Regions from separate parts of the Homo sapiens genome. Here region 1 is linked to region 2. A link is a contact called in ENCODE Hi-C or POLR2A ChIA-PET data. All regions are on one chromosome and are shown on one strand. Each heading gives the region's core, a stretch centred on a gene start or an enhancer-like site at or near the end of the contact. The rest is flanking DNA. Distances are from core to core; before and after follow the strand shown.

Evidence for each region. A loop is a pair of places that touch in the nucleus more often than their neighbours do. ChIA-PET counts read pairs that join two places held with the same protein, here RNA polymerase II (POLR2A).
Region 1: a map of PC-9 shows a loop between it and region 2 (12-fold over the local background). The contact joins the enhancer-like site here to the promoter of CELA1 in region 2. A Hi-C loop is called at or near these places in 1 of 168 maps with a recorded cell type or tissue (PC-9). POLR2A ChIA-PET finds 5 or more read pairs at or near these places in 2 of 52 experiments (H1 and activated CD4-positive, alpha-beta T cell).

What each region holds. Positions count from the first base shown.
Region 1 is chr12:51,819,508-51,824,968 of GRCh38, forward strand. FIGNL2 (fidgetin like 2) reads right to left here. Exons shown (of 2, transcript NM_001384995.1): 2 at 1-2,917. The coding sequence starts at 2,906. The coding sequence ends at 945. Among named protein-coding and RNA genes, the nearest start is that of TMDD1, 7.3 kb to the left of the region's middle. RefSeq lists a silencer at 1,365-1,464. Within about 2 kb of position 1,469, at least 22 of the 41 ENCODE cell types and tissues checked have a DNase peak (open chromatin) inside an H3K27ac peak, as active enhancers do.
Region 2 is chr12:51,345,362-51,350,730 of GRCh38, forward strand. It overlaps CELA1 (chymotrypsin like elastase 1), which reads right to left and starts at 1,318. Exons shown (of 8, transcript NM_001971.6): 1 at 1,262-1,318; 2 at 434-516. The coding sequence starts at 1,277.

The DNA.
Region 1 (5,461 bases), core at 219-2,718, 470 kb after region 2:
TGAGTGTCTGGGAGAATTTGGTCCCCTGGATGGAGTGGGGGGGAGGGGGCAGGTGTGAGGGGCACACAGGAGAGCAGCCAAAGTCTAACATTCTTTCTGAGGTCAGTTTCTTCCTGAGTTGTCAAAAGAAAAAGAAAAACAGCAAATTCTACACATTTTACAAAAATAAGAAGACTAAAATATGAAACAAGCTACATTTCTGGGATCTCCCCTCAAAAACAAACAAAAAATTCCCCTTCTTTGGGGACTTTTTTTCCTTGATCCCCCTAGACCCTAGGTTTCAGATGGGTAGAGGGGTAACCCTCCTCCTCAGCCCCTGGGCCTCCAGAGCTCCTGCAAAGGGCCACTGCAGTCCAAATAAGAACAGAAGGCAGGGAAAGGCATTAAAGCTCAGGGACCAAAAGGCCAGGGACGCTGGAGAGCCAGGGATGGAGACAGAAGCACAGAGGGTGAGGGATGGAGAGCTGGGGAGGGAGGGGCAGGAGAGAAACAGGGCCAGCATGGGGTGGGCAGGGGTGTCAGCGACAAAGCAAAAGGGAGAGAAAACCAAGAGAATGCAGAGAATGGGATGGAGAGAGTGAGGGAGAAGGAGGGTGCCATTCAGATAGCGAGGAGACAAAAGCGTTGTGGCAAGAGAGCAGGAGTTCTTAAGGCCCCGGGTGCCAGCCCATGCCGGATCTGCCCGGTCTGCCGGGCGGAGATGGCGAGCTTCCAGTCCACAATAAATAGGAAAAACCTGAGTACACGGCGCATATGGCATCTGCCTGGCAGAAGCATTTTCCTTCCCACGAAAAAAAAAATATCCACCGGCAGACCCCTCCTGTCCCCGATCCCACATTCACCACTCCAGCCCCTGCCAGCCGGGTTTAGTCAGTGACATCCCTCCCACGCGGAGGCGGCGGGGACGGAGGGACTGCGGCTCCCGCGGCCTCCCCCGCGCGCCGTCAGTGTCCGGAGCCGTACATTTTGTCCCACTCCACGAACGAGTCCAGTTCCTTGGCAGAGGCCCTAGGGCCCACCTTGGCCAGCGCCGCCTCCAGGTCCTTGTAGGAGAGGGGGCGCTGCAGCCCCGGGAGGCCCGCCCCGGCCGCCGCCTGCTGGCACAGCTGCCCCAGCTCGCCCCCAGAGAAGCCCTGCGTGCCCTGCACCAGCGCCGCCAGTTCCCGCTCACTGAGCGCGCAGCCCTGCTGGGCCAGCGCCCGCTGCAGGATCTGCCCGCGGGCCGGGCTGTCGGGCAGCGCCACGTAGAAGCGGAGAGAGAAGCGCCGGCGGGTCGCCTCGTCCAGAGCCGCGGGCCGCGAGGTGGTGCCCACAACCAGCACGCCGTCAGCCCCCGCGCCGCAGCCCCCGTCCAGGCAGGCCAGGAGCGGCACCTGCAGCGCGCCCCCTGCCGCCGCGCCGTCGTCCCGGGCGGGGAGCAGCGCCTCTAGCTCGCTGATGAGGAGTACGGAGGGTGGGCGGCAGCGCGCGGCCGCGAAGGCGGCCTGGAGGAGGCGCGCGCCCTCGGCGGCGCCGGGCGCAGCCAGGGTCGCGCCGCGCAGGCGCAACAGCGTGGCGCCCAGCTGCGTGGCGAGGCAGCGGCCCAGCAGCGCTTTGCCCGCGCCCCGCGGCCCAAAGAGCAGGACGGTCCGCGGCGGGCGCAGGCTGCCCGGGTAGGCGGGCGGCCTGAGCAGGGGCCACACCAGCTCCTCCTCCAGCGCCGCCTTGAGCGCGCCCTGGCCCGCCACATCCGCCCACTGCACCGGGGGCCCGCAGTCCACCATCTTGCTCGTCACCAGCTCCAGGGCCCCAGGGTCCACGCCTTTGGGAGTCTCCCCCGACGGCACGGCGAACCCCCCACGAGGAGCCGGGGCCCGCTCCGGGAACTTTTCAAAGGGCTCCAGTTGCGGGCCGTAGACGGGGGAGCCCAGGACCTTGAGGGGGACGCCGCCACCGTACTTGCCCGACGCCTCCTCCGCGGCTCCTGGCGGCTTGGCCCGGAACCCGTTGCCCCGACATTCGCCGTTGTCCGCGGCGGGGTAGGAGGCTCCGTCAGCCACGGGGGCCTTGGCGGGCTCGTACGCGTACTTGCGGTAGCGGCCCTCGGGCCCCTCGTCGGCGGCCTTGCGCTTCAGCGACAGCCCGGATTCGGCACCCGGCGCGGCCGTGGGGAAGCCATAGGCGGTGGGCGGTGCCGGCGCGGGCAGGGGCGTGGGCGCGGGCAGGCCCGGGGTCAGGTAGGGGGCCGGGGGTGGGCCTGGGGGCGGCGGGAGCGCGCCATAGCCGGGCTGCGCTGCGTAGCCCCCTGCGGGATAGTTGTACAGCGGCGCTGAGGGCCCGTACCCCGGAGGCGGTGGGGGCTGCAGGAGCGCGGCCGGGGGCGGCGGGGGCAGCGCGGCGCCCGTCTGCGCGCAGTAACCCGGCGCCAGGTACCCCCCGCCGTAGCCGGCCGCGTACTCGGGCGCCGCCGATGGGCCCCCGCACGCATTGCCGGCGTAGAGGGGTTCAGGGAGGTTCCCGGCTAAAACTGGGGAGCCCCCCAGGGCCCCGGAACCGCCGCCACCGCCCGATTTGGTTCCTGGGAGGCCTTCGTGGAGTGAGGCCAAGGGGTAGGGTGGCTCCGGCCCTGGCCAGGGCTCGGGATCCCCTTTGGCGCCGTTGAGGAAGGAGGCGTCGCTGTACCCGCCCAGGGCCGGACGCTCGTAGGGAGAATCCAAGACCCCAGAGTACTTCTCTGCATAGCGCTTTAGGAGGTTGGAGGCAGTGAGGGCTGAGATGTCGTCGTGTGCCCAAGCGTAGTGGCAGCGTTGGCGACCCCCAGGGGGCAACTCCAACTTGTGGGCCGGCGACGGGGTGGTGGAGGAGACGTCCAGGTGCTGCTCTGGCCACTGGTTGAGGGGCTGGGCGTGTTCTGGTGTCCAGTGCATCTTCAACAGAGCTGCGGGCAAGAGACAGGAGGTCTGGTGAGGTCTAGCCACCGAGGACCCAGTGGGCCACTGCTAGCCATAGGCCAGTCCGCCTAGACTGCGGCTTGGACAGGCTGGGCTTCCGGCATCCACCACCTACCGCCCCACTCTCTTGGGGCCCTCCCTCCAGGCACCAAATACACTTCTTATGTCCCAGGATTAAAGTTGTCTGAAAATATTTTCCTCAGCGCCCAAAGGGGTCTGGAAATGATGTGGTTGGCCCTAACTTCACCTTGTAGGCAATGGTTATTATTTTTGTCCTGGCCACTCCAGCCATGTCCTTTGCAGGACACGTGATCCTTACTTTCTATGAAGGATCGGACAATGGGCGGGACATCCCAGCCCTCGGAATAGTCAAACTCAAGTGAAGCTCGCTCAGTAAGAGATGTTTGTCACCTACCGTGTGCTGGCCACTACAGAGGCACCAGGGTTATGTAAAGAGTTGTATGAGGCCTGCCCAGAGTCCCTGGCCTAGTGACCCAGAAGTTTGTTATTCCTAAATGCTCTGTTCACCTCAGCCCTTCCTGAGATTCTGAGATTCCAAGGCCCCGTGTGGGCCTGAGGTCAGAGATGCTGGCGTGTATGGGACTGCCTTATCCATGGGAAACCTCAGTGGCTGACCCAGAGCATTCATTTCCTTCCCACTTGGTTTTGGCTTCTGCCTGATGAAGTCAGAGCACCTGGATTCCAGACCCAGCTGCATGTAATGGCTGTATGCCTGGGGCAGGTGCTGCCACCTGCTTTATTCCCAATAGGTCTCACCACAATACAAAAATATGTAGAATAAATAGGTCATATGCTGGAGAAGACCGCGGAAAGTTAATATACAACAATGCACATCATAGGATGTGGACCACAGATTTGTCTCTGAGCTTCCCAGTAGCCAAATAGGGAGAGGTCATCAGACTCACTGCAAAGTAAAAAAACACCATTACTCAAAGCAAAAATGTTCCTGTCTTAGAGATCATAGAACTTTTTTTCGTGGTCCTCAGGAAGCAGACCTGTGAGATGTAATAAACAACGTCCTTCTTGCCATCCATGCTGTAAACACAGCGGAGATGTTCCTTGGCTGTTCCTGACACCCCCTTAGCACCTCCCAGCGTGAGCCAAACACTCTGGTAAGGGGATCTGGGGCTTGGGGAATGGTTCTACCCAGGCACAGGGCTCCTGTGGGCCAGCCTGATAAAATATCTCAAAGACTAAGAGGCCCATGGCACACCCAGCAACAGTCGATGCCGATGATGATTTCTCAAAGCTAAACTTTTGATAAGACAAGTTAACAGGTTCACGTATTCTCATAGGTTCAGTATTCTTTCTTCAACGGATTTTTATGGAGCACATTCCAAGTGTTTTGCTAGGCATGGGGAAAGATTGAAAGGTGAATAGGATGGGTCAGTCGGGTGGAGAAGACAGGTAGACAATGGCCTCTGTGAAGTGAGAAAACAGGTATGTGCCAAGGGCACTGGGGCTCAGGGCAACTTCCCAAGGAGGTGGTGCCTTTGCTGGACCATGAAAAGTGAGGGATCAAGTCGACCAGACAGGCTAAAGTGAGCAGGGCATCCCAGATCACAAGAACAACACCTTCAAAGGTGCAGGGCACAGTGCCTTCAGAAAGCCAGGGCTGCGCTAGCTCACGTACCGTATTCCCTTCCTCAAGGGACTTTACTGCCACCTTCTGGAAAGCTCATAAATCTGGTGTCTGCTGCACTGGAATTGTGAATTGTGCCCTGTTGGAAAGGCTTGTGGACAACCTACATAACCATCCATACACTTTGAGTCCATAGAGAACACCAAGAAATGTTGGGTCACCAGAGCTTTGAAAGTGGGTGTATATAGTCGAAGAGGAAGCTGAAGATAACCCGGTGGCTTCTCAGTTCTCCACAGCTGGCCTTCCTAGCAGCAGCTTGTTGACAGCACCCCACCCCTGTTGATGCTCTCTACTTCAGGTGACTGTGACCTGACATCAGTGGGAGAAGACATTTGAAAATAAAGCTATTTACTCTCATCCCCACTGCCCTAGGGAAGGCATGAGCCATAAAAGTGTAGCTTAAAAAGGAAGGTATGTTGAGTTCTTGAGGTTGTCCTGCCCCCATTTGAGAGGTGATGCTGGCCACTGGGCAGGAGGGAGAGCAGAGTAACAGCTGAGTGCGAGGTCCTTGGGGGCAGATATGCAGCCCTCCAGCTCTTGCCGAGCAGGATCTCCAAAGATCAGAGGCATTACCTGGTGTGAAAGAGGGTAATTTCCTGGAACATCAGAAATCACAAATGGTTCTGGCTGCAGAGTCTTAGGAGGTAACATCAAAGTTATTGGCCAGGCTCAGTGGCTCATGCCTGTAATCCCAACACTTTAGGAGGCCGAGGCTGGTGGATCACCTGAGGTCAGAAATTCAAGACCAGCTTGGCCAACATGGTGAAACACCGTCTGTACTAAAAATACAAAAATTAGCCGGGCGTAGTGGCGGGTGCCTGTCATCCCAGCTACTCAGGATGCTGAGGCAGGAGAACCACTTGAACCC
Region 2 (5,369 bases), core at 68-2,567:
CTCTAAATAGCCAACTAAGCAGCATGCTGTACGTGTGTGTGTGTGTGTGTGCGCGCACATGCGTGCAAGCATTGTGACACACACAGTGTGGAGTGGTGTGCGTGTGAGTTTCAAGGTATGTGGAGTCCAAGGTGACTGTCTGGCACCCAGTCTTTCTTGCGTGGCACAAGTGCTGTCGCTGAGAATATAAATGTATCTTGTGTTTGGGTGTGTGCCTTGAAGAGGGACTGTGGTTGGTGTATAAATCCCCTCCTCCAAGCCTTTTGCATTTAGAAAACCACCTAAGCCTGATCCCATCCATCTTTAAAATCGAGAACCTAGACAATTGGAGAGCTGCTTGTTGATAGGGACATGCACAAATACACATGATACCTTATGTCATGCACTGAGCTCTTATTTGGGTGGAAGTCTGGGGCTGGGAAGGAACACCCACCTGAGAGGGCCAGGAATTCCTCCCGGCCTCAGTCCCTCCGACTACGCGGGCATTGGTTTCCGGAAGGTCCTGGGTGCTGTGTCCTTTGTGGGGCAGAAGAAAAGTGAGTGATGACTAAGCATGGGGTCAGCCAGGGGTAGGGGTGGGGGGTGGCGATTGTGCTTTGAGGAATGTTAGCCTTGTCTGCAAATTCACAGTTCCTCTCTAACGAATGAGGGGCCCAGCTGTGAGTTCTCTGAGCCCCTTTTGAAAACAGGGGTGCCTGGGTGCCTTCTGTTTCCCCCAGGTGTTCCCAGAACTCCGGCATGCTATGAAGGACCTCTCTCAAACCACCAGGCTAGGCCCCAGAGGCTCCTTGTGGTCTCCTCTTTGCTCAAGATCACCCTTTGGCCTGAAGAGACCCCCCCCCACTCTTTGACCCCCACCAGCCCCCTAATGCTTTGGCAAGATTCTCCAGGGTTCAGGGCCTGCAGTGCACACCCCAGCCAGGCACCTGCTGAGGAAGTCCTCCTGTCAATGGGGGTGGTGGGGAAGCCCAGGGACCCACCCCACTACCAGATGGGGCTTCTCTCTGCTTTGTGGCCCAGGGACCTGCCACCCAGAGGGGCCTGAATAGCCAGTGGCCCTGACCTTTTCTATCTTGGCCTCCAGGAGAGTAAAGGACGCTCTGCAGGCAGAGCGTCCCACCTGCCCTGGGACAGGGTGCTGGCCTGGACTTAGGGAAAATTTGCTGACCTTCCTGCCCAAGTCCCCCTCCCTATAGACCTCAGGCCACATGATCCACTTACCATAAAGGACCAGGGTTGCGACTGGACCATATCCACTTACCATAAAGGACCAGCATGTTGCCGATGGAGTAGACCACTGCCTTCTTGCTTGGACCAAGCCCTCTTTATACTCCTCTTAGCAGCAAAGCTGACTGTCTTCTTGCCAACTGGCAGGGCTGAGGGTGCAAGGCAGGGAAAATCACAAGTGACATGGAAATACAAATGAAAATATTTCTTTTCAAGTAAACTAATGTATCTGTTATTCAAAGACAGAACAAGGCCAGGGCTGAATTAATCATCTGCTTTTAATTGAAAAGCATCCAACAAACTCTTTTTCAGAAATAAGATGGAGAACCAGGGCTGGTTTTTCTCTAAGGGAGCACCCCTTGTCATCCATCACTCTCTCGTTGTCCTCAGTGGCACCATAAATGCAGAGACTTGCCCTGTGCACTAGCAGCTGGAGGCCAGGGGGATAGTGGAAGAGGGGGGAGTGGTTAGCAAGGGCAAGGAAGACACAGCAACTCTCTCTGCCCAAAGAGGGAGATGGCACATGCCCCCAGGATGCAGGCATAGGTGTAAATGCAGACACAAAAGCCAAATAGATGCAGTGGAGATAATTCTGGGGGAGGAAAGTACTGAGAAACAGGCTTGGGCCCTCTCAGATGGAGAGCCAAGAAGGGGCTCCCAGAGGAGAATATGAGGCAGGGTAGAGGAGGGGATCCTTGGGATGTGAAGACAGTCTGAGGGCTATGAGGGTAGATGGAGGGTGGAGGGCAGAGGGAGAACGAGGGTAGGAGCCGAGGTTCCTGCAGGAGATGAAAGGCTTTGTTCATCACAGTTCGTAGAGGAGAGAGAAGGGAGTTGCGGCCGGGCGCGGTGGTTTACGCCTGTAATCCCAGCACTTTGGGAGGCTGAGGCGGGCGGATCACAAGATCAAGAGATCGAGACCATCCTGGCCAACATGGCGAAACCCCGTCTACTAAAAATACAAAAATTGGCCGGGCGCGGTGGCTCATGCCTGTAATCCCAGCACTTTGGGAGTCGGAGGCGGGCGGATCACGAGGTCAGGAGATTGAGACTACTCTGGCTAACACAGTGAAACCCCGTCTCTACTAAAAAAATACAAAAAATTAGCTGGGCGTGGTGGCAGGCGCCTGTAGTCCCAGCTCCTCGGGAGGCGCAGGCAGGAGAATGGCGTGAGCCCGGGAGGCGGAGCTTGCAGTGAGCCGAGATCGCGCCACTGCACTCCAACCTGGGCGACAGAGCGAGACTCCATCTAAAAAAAAACAAAAACAAAATACAAAAATTAGCTGGGCATGGTGGTGCGCTTCTGCAGTCCCAGCTAATCTGGAGGCTGAGGCAGGAGAATCGCTTCAACCTGGGAAGCGGAGGTTGCTGCACTCCAGCCTGGAGACAGAGCAAGACTCTGTCTCAAAATAAATAAATAAATAAATAAATAAATAAATAAATAAATAAATAAATAGAGAGAGAAAAGAGTTGCAATGTGCCTTGAGGTGGGCAGAGGACCCTTGGGTTGGCCACAAAATGATCAGAGCCACTGCAGGCTCCAGAGCAGAGGACTGTGGGTGCAGCAGTCATGGTAGCAACGCATGGGGTTTGGAATTAGGCAGGGAGAAGCCAGGAACCTAGACAGAAGCAGGACCATCACCTGCCCACCCAGGGCTTTTGTTGCCTAAACACTCCAGAATCCAAGCTTCATGGCTGCAGGGGTGGGAGAAACCTGGAAAATGCTCTTTGAAGGAATCTGCACAGTCACTTTTTCAGTGTCTAGAGCTGTTCAGAGGAGTTGCACTTTGATGCTCAGATAACCTGAAGAGCTTGCTCTCCAGCCTGCCCTCCAGCATTCTGGCACACTCAGGGAAGAGGGGTGAGCTGCGCTAGGGAACCCGGGGCCTCTTTGGTCATTCTCCTCCCGCTTCCCTGCTTCCTCTGGCCTCTAGCCCCAGGATGAGGAGTCCAAGAGGAGGCTTGAGGGCCTCCTGAAGGTTACCTCTTTACATCACAGCAGGGCCAGATCACCTGAGGTCAGGAGTTCCAGACCAGCCTGGCCAACATGGTGAAATCCCGTCTCTACTGAAAATACAAAAATTAGCCAGGCGTTGTGGTGTAGTCCCTGTGCTTGGGAGCTGTAATCCCAGCTCCTTGGGAAGCTGTGGCAGGGAGAGTTGCTTGAACCCTGGAGGTGGAGGTTGCAGTGAGCCGAGATTGTGCCACTGCACTCCAGCCTGGGCAACAGAGCAAGACTCCATCTCAAAAAAAAAAAAAAAAAAATCTTACTCTTAGGGTTAGGCATAGACAATGGCTTAAATTTTTTCTTTTTTTAAGACAGGGTCTCATTCTGTTGCCCATGCTAGAGTGCAGTGGCATGATCTCAACTCACTGCAACCTCCATCTTCTGGGCTCAAGCGATCCTCCCACCTCAGCCCCTCAAGTAGCTGGGACTACAGGTGCCAGCCACCATGCCCAGCTAATTTTTGTATTTTTTGTAGAGACGAGGTTTCACCATGTTGCCCAAGCTAGTCTCAAACTCCTGAGCTCAAGTGATTCACCCACCTCAGCCTCCCCAAGTACTGGGATTGCAGGCATGAGCCACCCGCCCAGCCAGACAATGACTTAAATTTTGAGGCATTGCATTTCTTCTGACATTGCATACCAATTCTAGGAATGAATTCTTTTGAGATAAACACTGGTCGGGCATGGTGGCTCATGTTTGTAATCTCAGCAATTTGGGAAGCCAAGGCGGGAGGACTGCTTGAGGCCAGAAGTTTGGTATCAGCCTGGGCAACATAATGAGACCTTGTCTCTACAAAACATGAAAAAAACATGGTGGCGCATGCCTGTAGTCCCATTACTTGGGAGGCTGAGGTGGGAGGATCCCTTGAGCATGGGAGGTCGAGGCTGCAGTGAGCCATGATTGTGTCACTGCACTCCAGCCTGGGTGACAAAACAAGACCCAGTCTCAAAACAAAACAAAACAAAAAAACAGGCAGAAAAATAAATGTTCGAGGTTGTGGGTTACAGTATAGTTTGTCACAAAGCTTGTTGCAAAATTGGAAAAAAGCTAAGTATTCATCAGTAGAGGAAGACTGAATAAATTGGGTTTAACCCTGCTATGGAATACTATATAGCTTTATTATTTTTTTGAAACAGAGTCTCTCTCTGTCACCCAGGCTGGTGTGCAGTGGCACGATCACAAATTACTGCAGCCTTGACTTTCTGGGCTCCAGCAATCCTCCCACCTGAGCCTCCCAAGTAGCAAATTTCACTTTTTTAAACCTCACTTTTCTAGATCACTTGACTTTTCTCCACAATATTACTTTAAAAAAAACAAAACAAAACAAAATGGAGTCTCTCTGTGTTGCCCAGGCTGAAGTGCAGTGGCACAATCTTGGCTCACTGCAACCTCCACCTCCCAGGTTCAAGCGATTCTCCTGCCTCAACCTTGCGAGTAGCTGGGATTACAGGTGCCCACCACCACGCCCAGCTAATTTTTGTATTTTTAGTAAAGACGGGGTTTCGATATGTTGGCCAGGCTGGCACAGTATTACTTTGGTAATTAAAAATAAGAATAAATTCTGGGACATCTAGCTATTTGTGGCAATGGCCCCAGTACTCTTCATGTGGGAAACAGATCCCCAGAGAGGCCTAGCTCTTTAATGCTAGAGTGAGAGACTCCTAGAGCCGGGAGATAGTAGCACAGGGCTAGCAGCAGGGTTTTAAGAGGTAGGGGCCTTAGGTTAGCTGAGAGTGGTCAGAGGGGTGGGTTTTAAGGAAGAATACGGGTGTTGTTAGGGCCAGGCCAGGCTTGACTAAGGAAAATGCCATGAAGAAGCTAGTTTCTTGTTTGTTTGTTTGTTTTTTTGAGACAGAGTCTCACTCGGTCACCCAGGCTGAAACACAATCTCAGCTCACTGCAACCTCTGCCTCCCAGGCTCAAGCGATTCTTGTGCCTCAGCCTCCCGAGTAGCTGGGATTACAGACGCCTGCCACCACGTCTGGCTAACTTTTGTATTTTTAGTACAGACTGGGTTTCGCCATGTTGGCCAGGCTGGTCTTGAACTCCTGACCTCAAGTGATCTGCCCGCCTCGGCTTCTGAAAGTGCTGGGATTACAGTTGTCAGACATTGGTGCCTGGCCAAAGCTAGTTT